Regions from separate parts of the Homo sapiens genome. Here all the other regions are linked to region 1. The links are chromatin loops, found by intact Hi-C in ENCODE. Cell type or tissue: dorsolateral prefrontal cortex. All regions are shown on one strand.

Region 1 (4,000 bases):
TCTTCTAGATGTGAAAATGGTATGACCAAAGGCACGGAGCTGTCAAATCCTCTTTTATTCAGGATTTTAGGATTTGTCACCAAAGCCAAGTGGGGAGAAGGGAAATAAGGGTGGAAAGTTAAGGTGGAGCTAGAGTAGGATGTCAGCAACTGCCTGCCCCAGCCCGGCCGAGGAATGGGTAAGTGATTACAGGAAACCAGCAAGCCCACCTCGGCTCAGTGCAGGAAACCGTAGTAAAAGCCATGTCTGTCAGTGTCTGGTGCTTCATCTTCATACTTTGTTGGGGTCTGGGATTAGTCTGTCATAGAGTTAGGTGATAATGTAGCAAGCCAAGGAGCTATTGTATAGGTCCTTGGAAAAAAGAAGTGTTGCGATTTTAAGATTAATGCGTTTACCACATGGATTGTTACCACCCCTGTCTCCCACTGTAGGGCGTATATTTGTGTTGTTTTTCATAGTAGGTATGAGGGAGCTAGATATTTTCTTCTCCCTTTGTGTACCTCTACTCAGCATCACCCTAGCCACCAACTTTTTATGCCCCACTTCTGACACAGGCAGACGTCTGCAGGATGTCAGGGAGTTGAGATAGCAGGTGTTATCTCTGCTTGTGGGACAGAGGGCAACTACTTAGTCTGTTCAAAAGCGGAAGTTATACCTCTTGTCTTCTGACACTGAACAGTGGCTAACAGAGCTCATTGGCTTAAATCCCTTTGTAAATTGTAATCATTATTCTCTTGAGCAAGAATTCTTTCCTAGAAAGGACATTTTTCAGTTAATAAAACATCAGTGGATGTTTCTGTGGAGACTGTTTTGAAGATTTGGTTAAACGAGAAATATATCAGTGAAAGCACCCAGCCCTGGGGTTTCTGGAACTACAACATTCTAGGAGCAGATTTTACCTCTCCTATATAAAATAGGCCTAGTTATTTCCTTGGAGGGTTGTTTTAATGATTAGAAATAGTATGCATAAAGCACCTGGTGCATGGGCACTCAGTAAAGGGTAGAAGTCATCAATACTGTCTACTATTTATATAGATTCCTCCTCCTGAGTTGGGGGTTTGCTGTGGTGCATTGATTCAGTGAGATGCTTTTAAATTAAGAAGGTGGCTGCAGCATTTTCTGTAAGCAGTGACCACGCGAAGCCGGCCAGGCAGAGGCAGGCTTCGTGAAGACTCAACCTGACATAGTCACTGACGAGAAGCAATCTTTTTAGTTTTGCTTTGCTGAGAAGGTGGTGCTGATTGCTTTCTTCCATTGGGAAATCAATTTATTGTGCAGCAAATCTTAGTAAGCAGTTTCATACTATTGCTTTTCTAAAAAAAGAGACATGTTTCTGTTTTTATTAATCATGGAACTGACAGAAGATGGTAGAATTTGTAAAAGAAAATAACCTGTTTGCTCTCCTTTTTACCACACGTACTGTCTTCTATAAATTAGGAATAAAGAAGGGATTTTTATCTTCCAGTCTTGAAGCTATACCCTCTTCTGGTTTGAGACAAACAGCCTCATGTCCTTGGAGACCTGCCATATATGAATTTCTGGAATAAAAGGAATTTTCAGAGATTTTTGTTGGCTGTCATTTTGAAGGCAAAGTAACAGCCATGGTTCCAGGAGATGCCCAAAATAGCTGGGCATGTAATTTTGGGGCTAGATGCTTCCTGATCACAAGCTTGAAAACATGTCCTCCTTGGAGTTGAATCTAAGATCAAGTACCATTGGTGTGGAGAATGAGAGGTTTGTGTGCTATGGTTTTCTGACATATACAGTGCAGCTAATTTTTTTTTTTTTTTTTTTTTTTGTGATGGAGTCTCACTCTGTTGCCCAGGCTGGAGGGCAGTGGTACTTACTGCAACCTCCGCCTCCCAGGTTCAAGCAATTCCCGGGCTAAGCCTCCCGAGTAGCTGAGACTACAGGTGTGCACCACCACGCCTGGCTAATTTTTGTATTTTTAGTAGAGACAGGGTTCACCACGTTGGCCAGGCTGGTCTCGAACTCCTGACCTCAAGTGACCCCCCAGCCTCGGCTTCCCAAAGTGCTGGGATTACAGGCGTGAGCCACTGTCCCCAGCTGCAGCTCACTTTTATATAGTGAGATAAGATTAAAAAAAAAATCTCTTCTCTTGGGTGAAGAGAGCATTTGATAATCTGTTTTATAAAACAGCCATCTGTACAGTTTCCTTAAAGAGAAGTCGTTCTTCATCCTTTTGCAATAGGTTTGATTACCCTATTTTATTTTTACATACAACACTGGTTACGTAAAGTTAAGGGCAGCCTCATGATGGGCCAGCAGTTACCTCCATGCAGGTAGGAGGCAGTGAATTGTGGCCCATTTTTTGCCTCTGCTGAGTATTCTACACCAATGACCAAGCAGCCTCTGGGGGGCAGCAGAACACCGGATAAGACTACTGTGCCCTGGGCTGTCAGGCTTTTCTGACTTGTCATCCAACCCCTCGTTTGTGTCCTTGGCTCAGTGCCCAACCTTCTCTTTGCCTAGCAAAACTCATCCTCTTGGCCTTGTCAGAATGAGAGCCTTCGCCCTTCAGCCTCCTTTGCCCCACTGTCTTCACTCACACCCTTCTCCCCTGCACTCTGGAACCTTTGTGGTCTACTTTGTACCATGTCACATAGCTTAATGATGGGAATTGTTTGCTATTGTTTCACAAGCAGGTTTGCCCATCCTTATAGCAAGAACAAAGTCATGTCTGTTTCCCATAATGCCAGGAATTCCCTGAAGGCCTAAAGACATGCTCAACAGCAGGTGGAATATCCATTAATCTGTAGTGAGTGCTTGATGCCTATTTGCTAATTTGATTGTCAAGATGGTCCTGTTTTTGCACAAAGGAAAGTATTGGCTTTGCTTTACTTATTTCTGAAACTGCTACATTCTCACATGCCTTCAAGTTTAATTGTTCCTGATTGGGGTGAAATATAGAGGACTTTAAAAATTAGCCCAGGGTTGTAATGGAAGCAGTAAGTTGGCTGTACAGATGCAGATTTGCATCTTTGTCTTTCTCCTTCCCAGCTGTGTACCTTGGGCAAATTAATTTCTCAACCTCAGTTTCCTCACCCATAAAATGGGATTATCTAAGGTGATCAAATAATTTATTATCTAAACTGGAAACTGGAACACATTTGAGAGTGGAGGATGTTAAAGAAAAACCAGAGATAGGTAGTAGTTGAAGCAGTAAAAAAAAAATTATTTGGGAACTGTTGTAATAGGGGAAAAGAGACCTCAGTATGGAACTGGACTCTTTTTTTTGAGACGGAGTCTTGCTCTGTCACCCAGGCTGGAGTGCAGTGGCATGTTTTCAGCTCACTGCAACCTCCACCTCCTCCTCCCGGGTTCAAATGATTCTTCTGCCTCAGCCTTCCAAGTAGCTGGGACTACAGGCCCACACCACCATGACTGGCTGATTTTTGTATTTTTGGTCGAGACAGGGTTTTGCCATGTTAGCCAGGCTGGTCTCGAACTCCTGACCTCAGGTGATCCACCCGCCTCAGCCTCTCAAAGTGCTGGGATTACAGGCAAGAGCCACTGCACCCAGCCAGAACTAGGCTTAATTCTGAATACAGCTTGGATAAGGGGGATATAGCCAAGGAGCAAGGTGGGGGTCATTGAGTGGAATATTAAGAGGAAACATTGGGAAATAGGAGGATTCTGGCTAAACAGACCTAACAGGATTCCTCCTGAAGGCAGCCAGGGTGATCAGACACCAAGAGTAGGTGATGAAGAATTTGGCCAGATGATGGAGCATGATCAGATATTGCAGGTGGGGGGTTCGTTCTAAACTGACTTAGCAGGATTCTTGCTACAATAAAGATGGACACCAAGGTTGAGGCCTAGAGAGCTTAGAGGAGCTTGACTAAAGTTTAGTCAAGGAGAGAGTCTTTGTCCAGTGGCACAGTTTTATCATAGAGTCTTTTAAAAGATTTATTGCCTGATAAGTTGTTTTTATTTTTAGCCTGCCTACCTATACAGTTGTTCTATTAAGCCAGGTATA
Region 2 (4,000 bases), 140 kb before region 1:
GCACCTGCCACCGTGACTCATCTCCTCCCACCCTTGCCCCGGCCTCTGTGCTCCTGCACTGTGGGCTTCCTGCTCATCTTCAGAAAGAGCAAGCATGGTGCCACCGCAGGGCGCTTTTATGAGCTGTTCCTTCATCTTAGAATGCTCTTGCCTTTCGTCATCATATGACTTCCTGTCATTCCCATCTCTGCTTAAATGTCATTGCCCCAAAGAAGCTGTCCTTGGTGACTCAAAGAGAAACAGACAACCAGCGTTCTGCATCACCAGATTTTTTTCTGTGCGTAGGACTCATTGCCATGTGAAATTTTCCTCTTTTGTCTGCCTTCCATCCCAGAGTCTATGTTCCATGGACATAGGAACCTTAGTGAACTTGTTTGTCATGGTGTCCCCACTGCCTAAAACAATAGATAGCTAATAATTGACACTCCATAAATATTTGTTGAATATATGAGTAGTGCAGCGGGTCAGGCTAAACCCCTTTATAGGTTGTTAAAAGCAAGTATCCTCAATAGACTCATTTGGGGTCTGAAGATCTGAGCTTTAGTCTTAACCCCATATCCACTAATTCTGTGACGTTGGGAAAACCACTTATCATCTCTGAATCTCAGTGTACTTATCTGTAAAATAAGAATCATAGTACTTACACAGAGAACCTCATATGGTGGTTGAGAGGAATAGCTGTGACAGTAGATGTGCAAGCTGTCTGTAAGCTTTTCAACAAATGGACATTATCTCTACTGGTTTATTACAAGTAATTACAGGAGACTACCATAGGGTGCTTCCAAAGCTTGGAAAAAGGGAAAATACAGCCCACTACAGAGAGAAGACTTTTATATCAGTGCACGATGGATTAGAAACATGTATTTTGGTGCGCACTTGATTGAGGATAATTTAATTGGAGGCTTTAATCATACCCTTGGAAAGATTTTGCCGATCAGAAAGGGAGTTGGTTTAGTCAGAATTAGACAAGGAAACATCCAAAAGGCAAATCCTGACAATTCCCAGTCAAGCATTGGCTGAGGAAAGATGTCCTGGTTCAGCAATTTGCTTTGTCATGTCAGGTGGCAGAATATCCCTGTGGAGGAGACAGGTGCCTCCAGCTTTCAGAGCTTGAAGTCACTGAAGATCCAGGTTCTTGAACCAGGGCCAGTGTCCTGGCCCTGATTTCTTTCTCACCAAGCTCTCTGAGTGCATAATTTGACTTCTTATGTGGCTGACTTAGAGAAGATACGAGGCCCCACATTCTGGTAATATAGATCTGTCTCTATGAGCTGGGTTAATGTGTGTCTACCCCTAGACACAGATCTGTCTCAGGGTGCTGACAGATGAGGCTCCTGACCCACAAAGCGGAGGACCCAGACCCTGGCTGAGGTGACTGTCAGTGTACAGCCACCTTGAAGGGGATGTGGCTGGATGACCAGCTGCCTCGATCAGGGACTCCCACTCGGTAGCATAACTTTCCATCTGCAATGTGGTGATAGTTTAATTTGACAGTTTATTTGGTTAGAGGTTCTTTTTTTTTTTTTTTTGAGATGAAGTCTCGTTCTGTCACTCAGCCTGTAATGCGGTAGCTCGATCTCAGTACTCACTGCAACCTCTGCCTTCCTGGTTCAAGTGATTCTCCTGGCTCAGCTGCCTGAGTAGCTGGGACTGCAGGCGCCTGCCACCATGCCTGGCTAATTTTTGTATTTTTAGTAGAGACGGGGTTTCACTATGTTGGCCAGGCTGGTCTTGAACTCCTGACCTCAGGTGATCTGCACACCTCAGTTTCCCAAAGTGTTGGGATTACAGACGTGAGCCACTGCACCCAGCAATTAAGAGATTCTTGAATGTAATTGGTATTTTGTGTGTGCATATGAGGGTTTATCAGTCTTAGCGTAATAGTTTAGGGTAGACATACTAGAAGGGGCCAGGAGGTGGCAGTAAAAGATAGCTAGTCATTTAAGCAATTCAAATTAGACCAAATTAGCCTAATATTCAGCCTCTCCAGGGCAATTTACGAAGTATTGAGATTGGAGGAGGCAGGATGGGTGTTGCTTCTAGACCAGAGAGAGAGAGTCTACCAAAGTAGCCATTCTCATCCCAGCTTTCATGATTTCCCTGAATCTTACTTTAAACTGTTTTTCATTAAATTTTCCTGTGAAATTAAAAAAATTCTCAACTTACTCTAGTTTTCAGATTTTATGTAGAACATGTTTTTATATATAGGCTGTAGGTTGGATTGTCAGTGGATTTCAGCAGTGAGGGTCTCCCAGCCCCTTAATTTCTAGATAAGGTGGACCTGACTCTCTATTCCCTAGATGGAGCGGGGCTCAGTGCTGTCCTGAGACATTTATTCCTGAACCGCTTCTGTCCCTCACCTCATGCATACATGGAATTGGTTCTGTTTGGGGATCATATCACTGTCCCCACTGAACATCACCCTGGCTCTCATGTGGCATTTGGCTATTTTTCTTAATTTGTACACACACACCATGCATGACACACACAACCACCAACAAAAATCATTTAGATGCAGCGTGTGTTAGAGGACTTTAATAAAGGTTTAGGAGACAATTCCACAAGCAGCTTAAAATTGGTGGTCGGACCTCCCGGGTCCCTCTGCCATGTCTGACACTCAGACTCTGGCCTCTGGCCATGCTGTTCTGTCTTCTCTATCTAGCTCCTTTTTCTGCCTTTTCCCCCCTTAGGAACAAAGCTCATCCTCTACTTTTTTTTTTTTTCTAAACAGACCAATCTTTCAAAAACACAAAATAAATCATATAATTTTCTTATTTGATTTCCCAGGTCTTCCTCTATAAAGTCGTGCTTCGTGGCTGACGAGTGTGACCCTTTCTGATCATGCCTTTCCCGTCGCTGAAGTTGCATCACCATTCCCGTCTACACTTTTTCCTCCCCAGCTGCGCTGGGATGGTTCATTTCTTCATGCTTTGTCTATGCCATTGCTTCAGGTTTTCTTTACCTAGTTAATTCCTCCAAAACATCTCACTTCTGAGCTGCTTCCCCTGAGTCCTCAGGTTTAGAGGGAGCCTCCCTCTGCTCCTTCATGGCTGTAATGAATTACTTTTCATTGGGAGAGAGAAGCTGAGTGTTCCAGTCCTAAACTGTTACTAATTTTGTGACACAGGGCATATTAAGGGAGGCTAGACGGGCTAGATGATTGTGAGTTATGTAAGTGCTGACCTTCCTCAAATGTAACTGTGATCATTGAAAAAGTGATGGTCATTTAATTCACATCAGTTCATCAAAGTTTCATTAGGTCTCCATAAAGAAATTTCTACTCGCTAATTCGCTCTCTAAATGTTGGGTGCCAGGTGCTGTGTCGGGCCACAGGGACAGAGAGGAAGTGGAGATTTCCAGAGGGAGGATGCATCCACAGTTCTGGAATTCGGGGGAAATATCAAAGTTAGCGATACGTATTTGGGATTCAACAGTGAGAATATGGGCTTGGCGTGGTGGCTCACCCCTGTTATCCTGCACTTTGGGAGGCCGAGGTGGTTGGATCACAAGGTCAGGAGTTCAAAGCCAGCCTGGCCAACATGGTGAACCCCATCTCTACTAAAACTACAAAAATTAGCGGGGCATGATGGTGGACGCCTGTAATTCCAGCTACTTGGGAGGCTGAGGGAGGAGAATTGCTTCAACCTGGGAGGCAGAGGTTGCAGTGAGCCAAGATTGCGCCACTGCACTCCAGCCTGGGCGACAGAGCAAGACTGCGTCTCAGGTGGGGGGGGTGGGAAACAGTGAGGATATGGCCATTAAAGCTATTGGGAAGGGTGCCAACTGGGGAAAATGTATGGAAGATCTGCATAGATCACTGGAGCCTTGGATACATCCTGCTTTTCAAACATTTCTTCTGTGAAAGGGAAGATGTTCTGAGTGCAACTTTCCTATTCTGAAGGATTAAAAAATTATTTTGTATCTTATTTTTAAAAAAATTTTTTTTGAGATGGAGTCTTGCTCTGTTGCCCAGGCTGTAGTGCAGTGGCATGAGCTACCG
Region 3 (4,000 bases), 350 kb after region 1:
AACCAATCCAAATGTCCAACAATGATAGACTGGATTAAGAAAATGTGGCACATATACACCATGGAATACTATGCAGCCATAAAAAAGGATGAGTTCATGTCCTTTGTAGGGACATGGATGAAATTGGAAATCATCATTCTCAGTAAACTATCGCAAGAACAAAAAACCAAACACCACATATTCTCACTCATAGGTGGGAATTGAACAATGAGAACACATGGACACAGCAAGGGGAACATCAAACTCTGGGGACTGTTGTGGGGTGGGGGGAGCGGGGAGGGATAGCTTTCGGAGATATATCTAATGCTAAATGATGAGTTAATGGGTGCAGCACACCAGCATGGCACATGTATACATATGTAACTAACCTGCACATTGTGAACATGTACCCTAAAACTTAAAGTATAATAATAATAAAATTTAAAAAAAAAATCAGAACAAAAATAAATGAAATAGAGACTAAAAACATACAAAAAATGAATGAAATGAAAAGTTGGTTTTTTCAAAAGATAAACAAAATCAACAAAACCATTAGCTAAACCAACTAGGAAAAAGAGATAAGACCCAAGTAAATAAAATCAGAAATGAAAAAGGAGACATTACAATGGATAACACAGAAATAGAAAGGATCATTAGAGACTATTATAAACAGGAACCATCACACTATCTGACTTCAAAATTTACTACAAAGCTATAGTAACCAAAACAGCATAGTACTGGCATTAAGACAGACACATAGACCAATGGATAGAATAAAGAACCCACAAATAAACCCATGTATTTACACCCAATTTATTTTCAAAAAAGGTCCCAAGGACATACATTGGGGAAAGGACAGTATCTTCAATAAATGATGTTGGGGAAACTGGATATCCATATACAGAAGGATGAAACTAGACTCCTATCTCTCACTATATGCAAAAATCAACACGAAATGGATTAAAGACTTACATCTAAGACTAGAAATTATGAAATTACTGTAAGAAAACATAGGGAAAATGCTTCAGGACATTAGTCTGGGAAAAGATTTTATGGGTAACTCCTCAAAAGTACAGGTAGCAAAAGCCAGAATAGACAAATGGGATTATATAAAACTGCAAAGCTTCTGTAAAGCAAAGGAAACAATCCATAGAGTGAAGAGACAACCTAAAGAATGGATTTGTAAACTCTCCATCCAACAAGGATGAATATCCTTAAGTAATATCTAGAATATACAAGGAACTCAACAGCAAAACATTTAAAATAATCTGATTAAGAATTGGCAGATGGGCTGGGCGCGGTGGCTCACGTCTGTAATTCCAGCACTTTGTGGGGCCAAGGTGGGCAGATCATGAGGTCAGGAGTTCCAGACCAGCCTGGCCAATATGATACCAAAAATACAAAAATTAGCTGGGCATGGTGGCTTGCGCCTGTAGTCCCAGCTACTTGGGAGGCTGAGGCAGAAGAATCGCTTGAAACCAGGAGGCGGAGGTTGCAGTGAGCCGAAAGCGTGCCACTGCACTCCAGCCTGGGTGACAGAGCAAGACTCCGTCTCAAAAAAAAAAAATTGGCAGATGATCTGAAAGGTATATGAAAAAATGCCCAACATCATTAATCATTAAGGAAATGCAAGTCAAAACCACAATGACATACCATCTCGTTGCAGTTAGAATGGCTACTATCAAAAAGATAAAAAATAACAATTGCTAGTGAGGATGAGACGAAAAAGGAACTCTTGTACACTATTGGTGTACAAGATAATATAAATTGGTTATAAATAATATATATTGCTTGTATATATACAAGCAATATAAATTGGTTCAGTCACTGTAGACAACAGTAAGGAAGTTCTTCAGAAAACTAAAAATAGAACCATCATATGATCCAGCAATCCCAATGCTGGGTTATGCCCAAAAGAAAGGGAATCAGTATGTCAAAGAGATAGCTGCACTCATGTTTACTATAGCACTGTTCACAATAGCTAAGATATGGAATTTACCTTAGTGTCATCAACAGATAAATGGGCAAAGAAAATGTCACACACACACACACACACACACACACACACACACACACACACACGAATAGTATTCAGCCATAAAAAAAAAAATAAAATCCTGCCATTTGCAGGATGACAAATGGATGAGCCTGGAACACATCATGTTAAATGAAATGAACCAGGCATGAAAAGATAAATATTACATGTTCACACTCATATATGGAAGATAAAAAGGTTTCTCATAGAAGTAGAGAGCAAAAATAACGGTTACTAGAGACTGAGAAGGGGAGAGGGAATAGGGAGAGTTCGGTTATTGGATACAAAATTACAACTTGAGAGGAGCAATAAATTCTAGTACCCTATAGCACTGCAGGGTGACTACAATTAATAAGTTGTTATATGTTTTTAAATAGCTAAAAGAGTTCCTAGCACAAAGAAGTGATAAATGTTTGAGGTGACAGATATGCTAAATACACTGATTTGACCAGTACACATTATATTACATGTATTGAAAATCACACTGTACCCCATAAAAATGAACGGTTATGTGCCAATTAAAAATAATGTTAAAAGAAAACCTACCTCACATTTCAAATAATTCCATAGAGTTCTTTAACACAAACTTGCAATTATGAACAATCAAGAATTTCAAGTTGGATCAATATGGATGAAGAGACAGTGAGAACCTATTTTAGTGAGCTTTATCCCTGAAGGCCAACATCTACGACCGGAGAGAATGCGTTGGTAAATCTCAGTAAACTCTGTTGTAGTTATACTGATGCAATTCAATTGAAATGGACATTTAGCAATTAATAGATTCATCTGTGTGCAAGCTATCAAATTTTAGCCATTCACTTGGCCTAAATAAAGCATTCCTTTAAATTGGGCTTTACATTGTCTTCTCATCTAGCCAGGTTAACCAATTCTCTGCTCGATTTTATTTTTTCTGCCATAGACAGGGAAATAACAGTCACAGACTGATGACAATGTGTTGCTGAAAAGAACCACTCAGTCTTTCAGGTTGATAGATAGTTCTGACAGGCTTCCAGGTCTGTATGGAGACACAATCGCATCCATAGCAAATTCTGCAGGTAACCTCTTTTTACAGTTTCCTGATTGCTTTCAACCCCGTATTACTCATCACTACTCTTTCCCTGCATCCTTCTCCAGCTAAAGACCTCCTTTTCGATGCTTCCCTCTGAGACCTCTGGAACCCATCTTCATGTGTAGAGAAATTCCCAGCCTCAACATCTTCATAGGTTGTTCTCACCACCTTCTTGATTTAGTTGAAACCTGGCTTTCCGCCAGCACCCTGCTTTTTCCCTCTTCTCCCTTACATCCTGGAGTTAATAGTAGAGACTTTTCAAGCTCCACACTTGCATCTTCCAAAGAAGTGCTATTTGGCACTCAAAACCCAAAATTCTCCTCTCCCTTAACATTCATGCCATTGAGCAATACCACACCCTCTTTACTGCTATCTAATTATGAATGGGTAACATCTGTTTAATGCTTACAAATATGCCAGAAATTAGACTTAGTATTTTCATTAATTATCTTGCATACCAATTTCTTGGCCCCTCCCTTACAGCCCCTGAATCTTTTATCCTGGCTTCCCAGCCAATCTCCTGCTGTCAGCATGGGAAACTTTAATGTCCATGAGGAAAAATCATTCAACACTCTATTCTTTGACCTCCTCATTGCCAATGATCTTTACCTTTACTCCACATCATCACTGGAAACCACTCCAACTCTGAAATCTTACACACTAGCATTCTACATGATGAGTGCAACTTTCCATTCCTCCCACTCTTTTTCCCTTATCCCCATCCTACCTAATTTTTGGCTTCTCTTTGATATCTCTATTCCTCATCTCTTTTTATATTTCCAGCTATCAACTCTGCAGATTCCACTTCCTTTTGTATCATACTAGACTCTGTTAATTACATCACTTAGAATACTCTCCTCCCACCACTCTAACAACCTTGCTCCCTGCCCTCCTGCCACATTTGCCCTGCCAAACTT
Region 4 (4,000 bases), 370 kb after region 1:
ATTAAAAATAAATTAGCTTGGGCAAAAATTATAAGTTATCAGAAAAGTAAAATGAATAAGAGATTTGGGATCAGAAATCCTGGCTTTACTTGTTTGTTATCTGTGTGATCTTGAGCATATCACTTAATCACTATGAAAGTTCCATGGAATGAGAACACTCCATCTTATCACATGAGTTTTTGTCATAATAAATCGAGATAATTGCCCTCCATGGTGGCTGATGCCTGTAACCCCAGCACTTTGGGGTAGGGGTTGGGGGCAGATTGCTTGAGCTCAGGAGTTTGAGACCAGCCTGGGCCACATAGTGAGACCCCATCCCTATTAAAAAAAAAAAAAAGGAAAAAATTAGCCCGAGTGTGGTGGTACATGCCTGTGGTCCCAGCTACTCAGGAGGCTGAGACGGGAGGATCACTGAAGCCCAGGAGTTCAAGGCTGCAGTGAGCTGTGATACTCTAGCAACAGAGTAAGACCCTGTCTCTTTAAAAAAAAAAAAAAAGATAATGGATACAAAGCATTTTTTACATTATAAAGCAGTACAGAAATACATGCTCATTAAAATTAGTTATGATGACTACTATAGAAGAATGTTTGACAAAGAAAAGCTGTAGACAAAAATGAATATGGCTATGTAAATTATGTGCACATTTTAGATAAAGACAGGAAGGAAATAAGCAGAAATGAAAAATCATTGAGTTAAGGCAGGGGTCAACAAACATTTTCTGTAGAGGGCCAGACATCAGGCTTTGCTGGCCATACAGTCTCTGTCACAACTACTCAATGCTGCCATTATAGTCCAAAAGCAGCCATAGAAAATATCTAGATGGAGGTGGGGCACAGTGGCTCACACCTGTAATCCCAGCACTTTGGGAGGCTGAGGCGGGCGGATCACAAGGTCAGGAGATCGAGACCATCCTGGCTAACACACTGAAACCCTGTCTCTACTAAAAATACAAAAAAAAATTTAGCCAGGCATGGTGGTGGGCACCTGTAGTCCCAGCTACTCGGGAGGCTAAGGCAGGAGAATGGCGTGAACCCAGGAGGCATGCAGTGAGCCGAGATCACGCCACTGCCCTCCAGCCTGGGCCACAGAGCAAGACTCCATCTCAAAAAAAAGGAAAAAAAAAAAAAGAAAAAAATATCCAGATGAAGAAACATGCCCGGGTTATAACAAAACTTTATTTATGGATGCTAAAATTTGAATTTCATATCATTTTCTCATGTCACAAAATATTATCCCTCTCTTTTGACTTTCATCAACTATTCAAAAAAGTAAAAACCATTCTTAGCTCATGGGGTGTCCAAAAACAAATGGTGGGTTAGATTTGCCCTGTAGTTTGCTGACTCCTGGGATAGAGTGATATGTAATGAACAATTTTTTTATTATAATTTTCTTTAATGCTGTTATAGCCTTTTATACTTAAAGGGAAAAAAGATACCATGAACTCCCCAAGGACTGCCAGAGTAATTCAAAACCGACCAACCTCAGATTCAAACATGAGTCAGCTAGCCCTTCTGTCCTCTGCAAACACATGTCCCATATACCAAGGTGTCACAACCCTTCTCTCCTTGAGGAGCCCAGTACACATCTTGCTTATTCCTCAGCTTTGGCATTTCAAGTTCCTTTCCGATGTCTTTAACCCTGTCAGCCCAAATCTTACCACTTGCCTCAAGAACAAACCCTAAGCTCACCTACTCCAAGAAGTCTTCCTGCATCCAAAGAGATTACCCCTTTGCTTTATTAAGCAAAGTGAACATAGTTGTTGTTGTTTTAACACAGTCCTCAATTGTTACGTCCCAGTCTGTTTTCTCTCCCAACATGACAGTAACATCAAGGGCAGCACCCATGACCTCTGCTACTTTTCCACCTCCCACAGGTCCTGGCTCCTCTTAGAGGGGAACACGCAAAACAGCACTTCATAAATGCAATGAATCGGTTGCACCAGCCAATGCCCAGGTTTCTGCTGTTGATTTTAGTGATATGATCAGTGTTCTCTGCTGATCTGCCACAATTAGCTATATCGCCCATTATAATTGTTCATCTGGTCATTATTTTGGCACATTCCAAGCTGGTGCAAAGTAATTATATTCTAAACACGGAGCCGCTCACTCCAATTCCAGGCCTTGGCAACAACATTATGAGATAACATTATACGAAGATGCTATGAATCAATCAGCTAGGTATAAGGAGGATATTTAAAAGAAAGAATGGAAAAACGGCAAATCAACCATGTGAAACCTGCTTTAATCAAACAGAGTATACTTCTAAAACTAGAAGCCAGTGAGGAAAAGATTGCCAAGCCACACAGACACAAAGAGAACAAGAACAAAAACAGATGTATAAATAAGTCAGTTTCTCTCCCACCTTCATTCTTCTCTGAACACCAGGTAACAGCCTCTTCTTGGTCTCCCTCCAGAGTGCCACCTAGTGCCCAGGCAGGGGAGGGCAAGTGGGAAGCTGACAGCTGCTGTCACTTCACTTCTCAGTTTAGATTTCTTTTTTTTTTTTTTAATTATACTTTAAGTTTTAGGGTACATGTGCACATTGTGCAGGTTAGTTACATATGTATACATGTGCCATGCTGGTGCACTGCACCCACTAACTCGTCATCTAGCATTAGGTATATCTCCCAATGCTATCCCTCCCCCCTCCCCCACCCCACAACAGTCCCCAGAGTGTGATATTCCCCTTCCTGTGTCCAAGTGATCTCATTGTTCAATTCCCACCTATGAGTGAGAATATGCAGTGTTTGGTTTTTTGTTCTTGCGATAGTTTACTGAGAATGATGTTTTCCAATTTCATCCATGTCCCTACAAAGGACATGAACTCATCATTTTTTATGGCTGCATAGTATTCCATGGTGTATATGTGCCACATTTTCTTAATCCAGTCTATCATTGTTGGACTTTTGGGTTGGTTCCAAGTCTTTGCTATCAGTTTAGATTTCTTAAAGACAGGCCCTCAACAAGGGCTCCAGAATGTGTCCAATTACCACCGGCCACTTATTGGGACTATTAACTCATGTGACAGATATATCATCTCATTTTATCATCACAAGAACTCTATGAAGTATGTACTTTAATCTTCGATTTAATATAGAAACAACTGACAAATACTGGCTAAAAAGTGCTACTTATTGAGTGGCCTCAAGTGCCAGGCCCAGCCCTGGAGATTCAACACTAAGCAAAGCACAGGATCTCTGCCTTCATGGAACTTACCTTCTAGTGGGAGAAACAAAAATAAGCAAAAGAAAATAAAAGTTTAACAAGATTATATCTGAATGTGTAAAGTGCTATAAAGGACATTAAAAGGTTAAATGGGTAAAGAGTCATTCTTAATTAAAAGTCGGAGAGAAGGGGAGTATTTCCACACAGACTCAGCCTAAATGTGCAGTGAGAATCTCTGCAGACTCAAACAGCACAACTCAGGACATCCAAGAACCAGGGTGGACATGCTCTGTCCACAGGGCTACGACAGAAACTCCACTAGGGGCAGACCCCCTCTATACAGGTGTGCTGTGCGAAGAGTAGCTTGGGGGTGAGGGGGCATAGCCTGCGTGCATCCAGGAAAACTGAGAAAACATAAAGAGGAAACTACAGATAGGGTTTGTAAAGCATAAGATCCAGAGGGAAAATGAGATGGAAATACTTATGCTAATATATGTCAAGGAGAACGTTCTTGATGCTTTAGGAGCATTTGAACCTGCTGTGCATGTAATTTATGTAACAAGCCAGAGCTGCTGTGATCGCACTCCTCTGGCGTTTAGCTATTGGAAGCTATGCAATCTGCTGGCAGTTTGTCGGTTTGAGTTTACAACGCTGCCTAGCAGAAGCATTTCTTTCTAGATACTCTTCTTGTCATGGTTCCAGGGGTTAACGGGATCAGCTTTCCTCAGGCATAGAAAAACGTATTGGTAATAGGATAAAATCCAGTAGATTATGCTTTTTCTGTAATGGTGTAATTTTATTAAAATATCAAACCCTTATTACGATTATTATTTAT
Region 5 (4,000 bases), 270 kb after region 1:
TCAATAGTCCATGTTAACAATCTACGTTCTAGATCATTAGTGCAAGAGTGGACTCTAGCGTCTCACCCACATGCAGTCCTTTATATCACTGACATTACTGGCCTTCTATGATAAGCCCTATAACTAAAGTTGTTTTTTTCAGTGATGGAAGTTAATTTGCACTGAGCCATAAGTACCATCTTCTCTGTCCCATCTTTTGAATAACAGCATAAATCTGCGAGATAGTTGGTCAAGATAGAATCTTGGTCACGTGACATTTTTCTGTATGAAAAATAAATTAGGTTCTTATGAGGCCCAAGCATGAAATTTTGGCTTCATAATAATATACTATATATTTGACTTCATAATAACATCTTACCAACTGGGCCCCCATTTCAATTTTTTTTCTACTTTATGATTCTTCTCAAATAAACTACAGATTCCTTAATTGCATGTGTGGCAGAGCACATTATTAGGTGTTATAGAGGTTACAAAGGTAAAGAGTTAAGTGTCTTAGACCTTAAAAAGCTTAGAGTATAGCAGAGAAAGAAATGTACACAACTAATTACAATTCAAGGCAAAGTAAAATAACTTTAAGAGAAAAAAAGATTAAGTAGTACACTAAAAGGCAATGCAAGATTACTTCTAGATAGAAGGATATCAACTCCTTCTTTAAAGATGTGAGCATTGGAACCTGGCCTTACACATATACATACATGTGTATGTGTATTATGTGTGCATATTAAAATATACATATACTTGTACAGAATCCTATAAACATTCTACTATATGGATACAATTCAGACAAAATTAAAAACAACAGAATTCCCTCTAAGAATTTCTGTAAGGATTCATTTGGATTACCATTGCCTCCTTGGAGGATTTGAATTAGAATAGAGTTTGTCAAACCATGGTTTTAAGCCATGAGCCTTTTTTTGCGTGTGTGTGCTTTTCTTTCTTTCTTTTTTTTTTTTTTTTTGAGACGGAGTTTTGCTCTTTTTTGCCCAGACTGGAGTTCAATGGCATGATCTCAGCTCACTGCAACCTCCACCTCCCGGGTTCAAGCGATTCTCATGCCTCAGCCTCCTGGGTAGCTGGGATTACAAGCATGCACCACCACACCCAGCTAGTTTTGTATTTTTACCAGAGACGGGGTTTCTCCATGTTGGTTAGGCTGGTCTCAAATTCCCGACCTCAGGTGATCCGCCCACCTCAGCCTCCCAAAGTGCTGGGATTACAGGCATGAGCCACTGTGCCCAGCTGCCATGAGCCTTTTAATCAAGCAACAATTCAAATAGAAGTTCAATATGTAAAACAAAGAATAGCTACTTAGATGGGAGAAGAAGGAGCTCCATCTACCCCACCCCTTTCCCAAACTTGCCCACAGCCCAGGGTGGAAACTCCTTGAAAAGATGACCAATAAATCCCTTCCTGCTGTTACTGTCTGTGATTTAAGTGTAAGTCCATGGAGCACATGGTAAACCACAGCACTGTGTGTCTTAGAAGGAACAATAAATAATAATAAAATTTTAAAAAATAAATAAATAAAAATAAAGATATAATTGACATGTTAAATCTACAGAATAAAAAAGAATAAAATGTGGGGAAAAAAAAGAAAATTTTAGCATCTCCTTCGTGACCAAAATTATCATGAGCAAAACTAGATAGAATGTAACCATTCCCCTAGCTCTAAGTGTGCAGGTCACTTGCACACTTGCAGCTCTAAGTGCAAGGCTCATACATGAGCTGTGAAAGACACTGATTAGCAGGAAGAGATGAAGCAAATAATTAACTTTTATCTAAAAACATCTGGGGCCAGGTGCGGTGGCTCAGGCCTGTAATCCCATCCTTTTGGGAGGCTGAGGCAGATGGATCACTTGAGGTCAGGATTTAAGACCAGCCTAGCCAACATGGTGAAACCCAGTCTCTACTGAAGAAAAAAAAAATACCAAAAAAAAGTAGCTGGGCGTGGTGGCGCGCACCTGTAGCTCCAGCTACTCGGGAGGCTGAGGCATGAGAATCGCTTGAATCCGGGAGGCGGAGGTTGCAGTGAGTCGAGATCCTGTCACCGCACTCCAGCCTGGATGACAGAGTGAGACTCTGTCTCAAAAAGAAAAAATGTTTTTTAAAAAAGCATTTGGATCTGTGTTAAATGCAGAACCCAGAAATTAACTGCTGAATCCAAAGGGGGCTTTGGAGATGTGCAGGCCTATCACTCCTCCCACAGTTCTGCTAGCTTGGCCTTGGCAAAGCAAGAACTCTGGAGGGACTTTGGGGCACCAGCTCAGGCCTGACACAGCAGTCTCAACAGCAAGCCAAGAGGCAGAACAATGCCACTCTAACATCATGATTCACAGTGAGTGAAAGCCACAATAAAGCTTTTCATCAGAGGAAAGGGAAAATAGGCTTTGTTTATCAGCATCCTGGGGGAGATCAAAAGCCTACTTTCTAGAGCTTGTTCCAGATGTCTCTTCTACCTCTTTAGAGCCTACTGGCCTCCAACAGCCATGCTCAGTATCTCTCATTTCATGCACAAAAAGGTCATTTCAGGCACAGCAAGAGAGCAGGCAGCTCTCTGCATTCTCATGCTGCCAAATCAACCTTCTCACTCACCTAAAGAGCTGTTCAATATTTGTCTTCATGGCCCACGTATCCTCAGAAGACAAAGCCATGTGCTGTCTGCTCTGGGACACAGAAAAAGGAGTTAATCCAGCTTTCTCTCTGAGTTGACTAAATAATGCTAAATGATTCTCTCTGGTCACAGCACTGCCAGCCTTTGGAAAGTGATGACTCCTGAGCCCAAGAAGCTCCCAACTAATAGAGAACATGTTGTTGTCTCCCTCAAAGTGTTCTTGGTCTAGTGTGTTTGGGTACCTTGTTCTTTCACTTTCTCATTTCTTGAGCTAAGACATAACTATTACAGCCAAAATAACCTACTTCTATCATCCCAACAGTGTGGTAGGAAAGCTATGTTCTTAAAATAAATGTCACACGACACCGTAAAGTGAAGCAACACTGGATTTGAGAGTCAGGAACTAGATTAGTGTCATACCTCTGCCATTCACTAGGTGGGTAACTTTGAGAGTCACATTACCTCTCTGACCTTTAGTTTCATCAATTGGAGATATACCTATTCAAAAATCAATAAATACCATCTTGTGTCACTTAACAATAAGACACAGTTTGGGAAATACATTTTTAGGTGATCCCATCCTTGTGTGAGCATCATAGAGTATACTCATATGAACCTAGATGGGATACCTACTATAATCTCAGGCTATGTGGTATAGCCTGTTGCTCCTAGGCTACAAACCTGTACGCCTTGTTACTGTACTAAATGCTGTAAGCTATAATAACACGATGGTAAGTATCTGGGTATCTACAAATACCTAAACATAGAAAAGACACAGTAAAAATATGGTATTATAACATATGGGAACCACCATCCTTTACGCGGTTTGTTGTTGAGTGAAATGTTATGTGGCACATGACTGTATTTACTGAGTCCCTGCCTACTACATGCCAGGAATCATGCTAAATGCTAAGGATATTCTGGTGAGCAAATCAGACTTGGCCTTTGCCCCCACACAGTTTAAAGACTAACAGAAGAGAAAGAGAGTAAATAAGGAAACAAATATATATTTACAAATTAGAAGTGTTTGGAAGAATAAAAAAACAATGTGCTTAGAAAGAAAGCATGATGGAGAATGAGGCTTTTTCCCTCTGGAGGTACAGAAAGCATCTCTAAGGGGAGTATGTGTGAGGGAGGAGGAAAAGCCATCAGAGAAAACAGTGGAGAAGGGGGATTCCAGGCTGACGGAACATCATAGGCAAAGGCCCAGAGGGAAGGAGGGGCTTGGCATGTTCAAAAGCTCAAAGAAGCTCAAGTGTTTGGAGCTGGGAGCTTGGGAAGCAAGAGGAGGTGGTGCGAGAGAAGGCTGGAGAGGGAGCAGCCAAGAAAAGTAACCAAGTCCTGCAAAGCTGCAGTGCTGTGCCTAGCACATAGTAGGCCCTCAGTCAA

The links. Hi-C counts contacts between places; a loop is a spot of excess contacts. Peaks named below come from ENCODE experiments on the same cell type or tissue, not always from the same donor. Only the 100,000 strongest peaks of a DNase experiment are listed, where the experiment ranks them.
Region 2: it touches region 1 in a loop (8-fold over the local background); 33 of 110 quality-filtered maps call a loop at or near these places.
Region 3: a loop joins it to region 1, with 3 times the contacts of the local background. A loop is called at or near these places in 15 of 110 quality-filtered maps.
Region 4: it touches region 1 in a loop (2.9-fold over the local background); 39 of 110 quality-filtered maps call a loop at or near these places.
Region 5: a loop joins it to region 1, with 9 times the contacts of the local background. A loop is called at or near these places in 4 of 110 quality-filtered maps.

The regions. Positions count from the first base shown.
Region 1 is chr1:210,582,173-210,586,172 of GRCh38, forward strand. All of the region lies in intron 9 of HHAT (hedgehog acyltransferase), which reads left to right. Among named protein-coding and RNA genes, the nearest start is that of HHAT, 260 kb to the left of the region's middle. In dorsolateral prefrontal cortex, CTCF peaks have their summits at 2,386 (motif pointing right) and 2,586; a DNase peak (open chromatin) is centred at 2,419; H3K27ac peaks cover 2,677 bases.
Region 2 is chr1:210,446,569-210,450,568 of GRCh38, forward strand. The region is part of intron 7 of HHAT (hedgehog acyltransferase); the gene reads left to right. Among named protein-coding and RNA genes, the nearest start is that of HHAT, 120 kb to the left of the region's middle. In dorsolateral prefrontal cortex, CTCF peaks have their summits at 1,926 (motif pointing right) and 2,129; a DNase peak (open chromatin) is centred at 41.
Region 3 is chr1:210,933,105-210,937,104 of GRCh38, forward strand. The region is part of intron 6 of KCNH1 (potassium voltage-gated channel subfamily H member 1); the gene reads right to left. Among named protein-coding and RNA genes, the nearest start is that of KCNH1-IT1, 200 kb to the right of the region's middle. In dorsolateral prefrontal cortex, no CTCF peak of the experiment used is centred here; no DNase peak of the experiment used is centred here; H3K27ac peaks cover 681 bases.
Region 4 is chr1:210,947,723-210,951,722 of GRCh38, forward strand. The region is part of intron 6 of KCNH1 (potassium voltage-gated channel subfamily H member 1); the gene reads right to left. Among named protein-coding and RNA genes, the nearest start is that of KCNH1-IT1, 180 kb to the right of the region's middle. RefSeq lists a silencer at 2,245-2,539. In dorsolateral prefrontal cortex, a CTCF peak has its summit at 2,406 (motif pointing left); DNase peaks (open chromatin) are centred at 2,400 and 3,741; H3K27ac peaks cover 1,469 bases.
Region 5 is chr1:210,848,425-210,852,424 of GRCh38, forward strand. The region is part of intron 7 of KCNH1 (potassium voltage-gated channel subfamily H member 1); the gene reads right to left. Among named protein-coding and RNA genes, the nearest start is that of KCNH1-IT1, 280 kb to the right of the region's middle. In dorsolateral prefrontal cortex, a CTCF peak has its summit at 2,401; a DNase peak (open chromatin) is centred at 2,267; H3K27ac peaks cover 3,458 bases.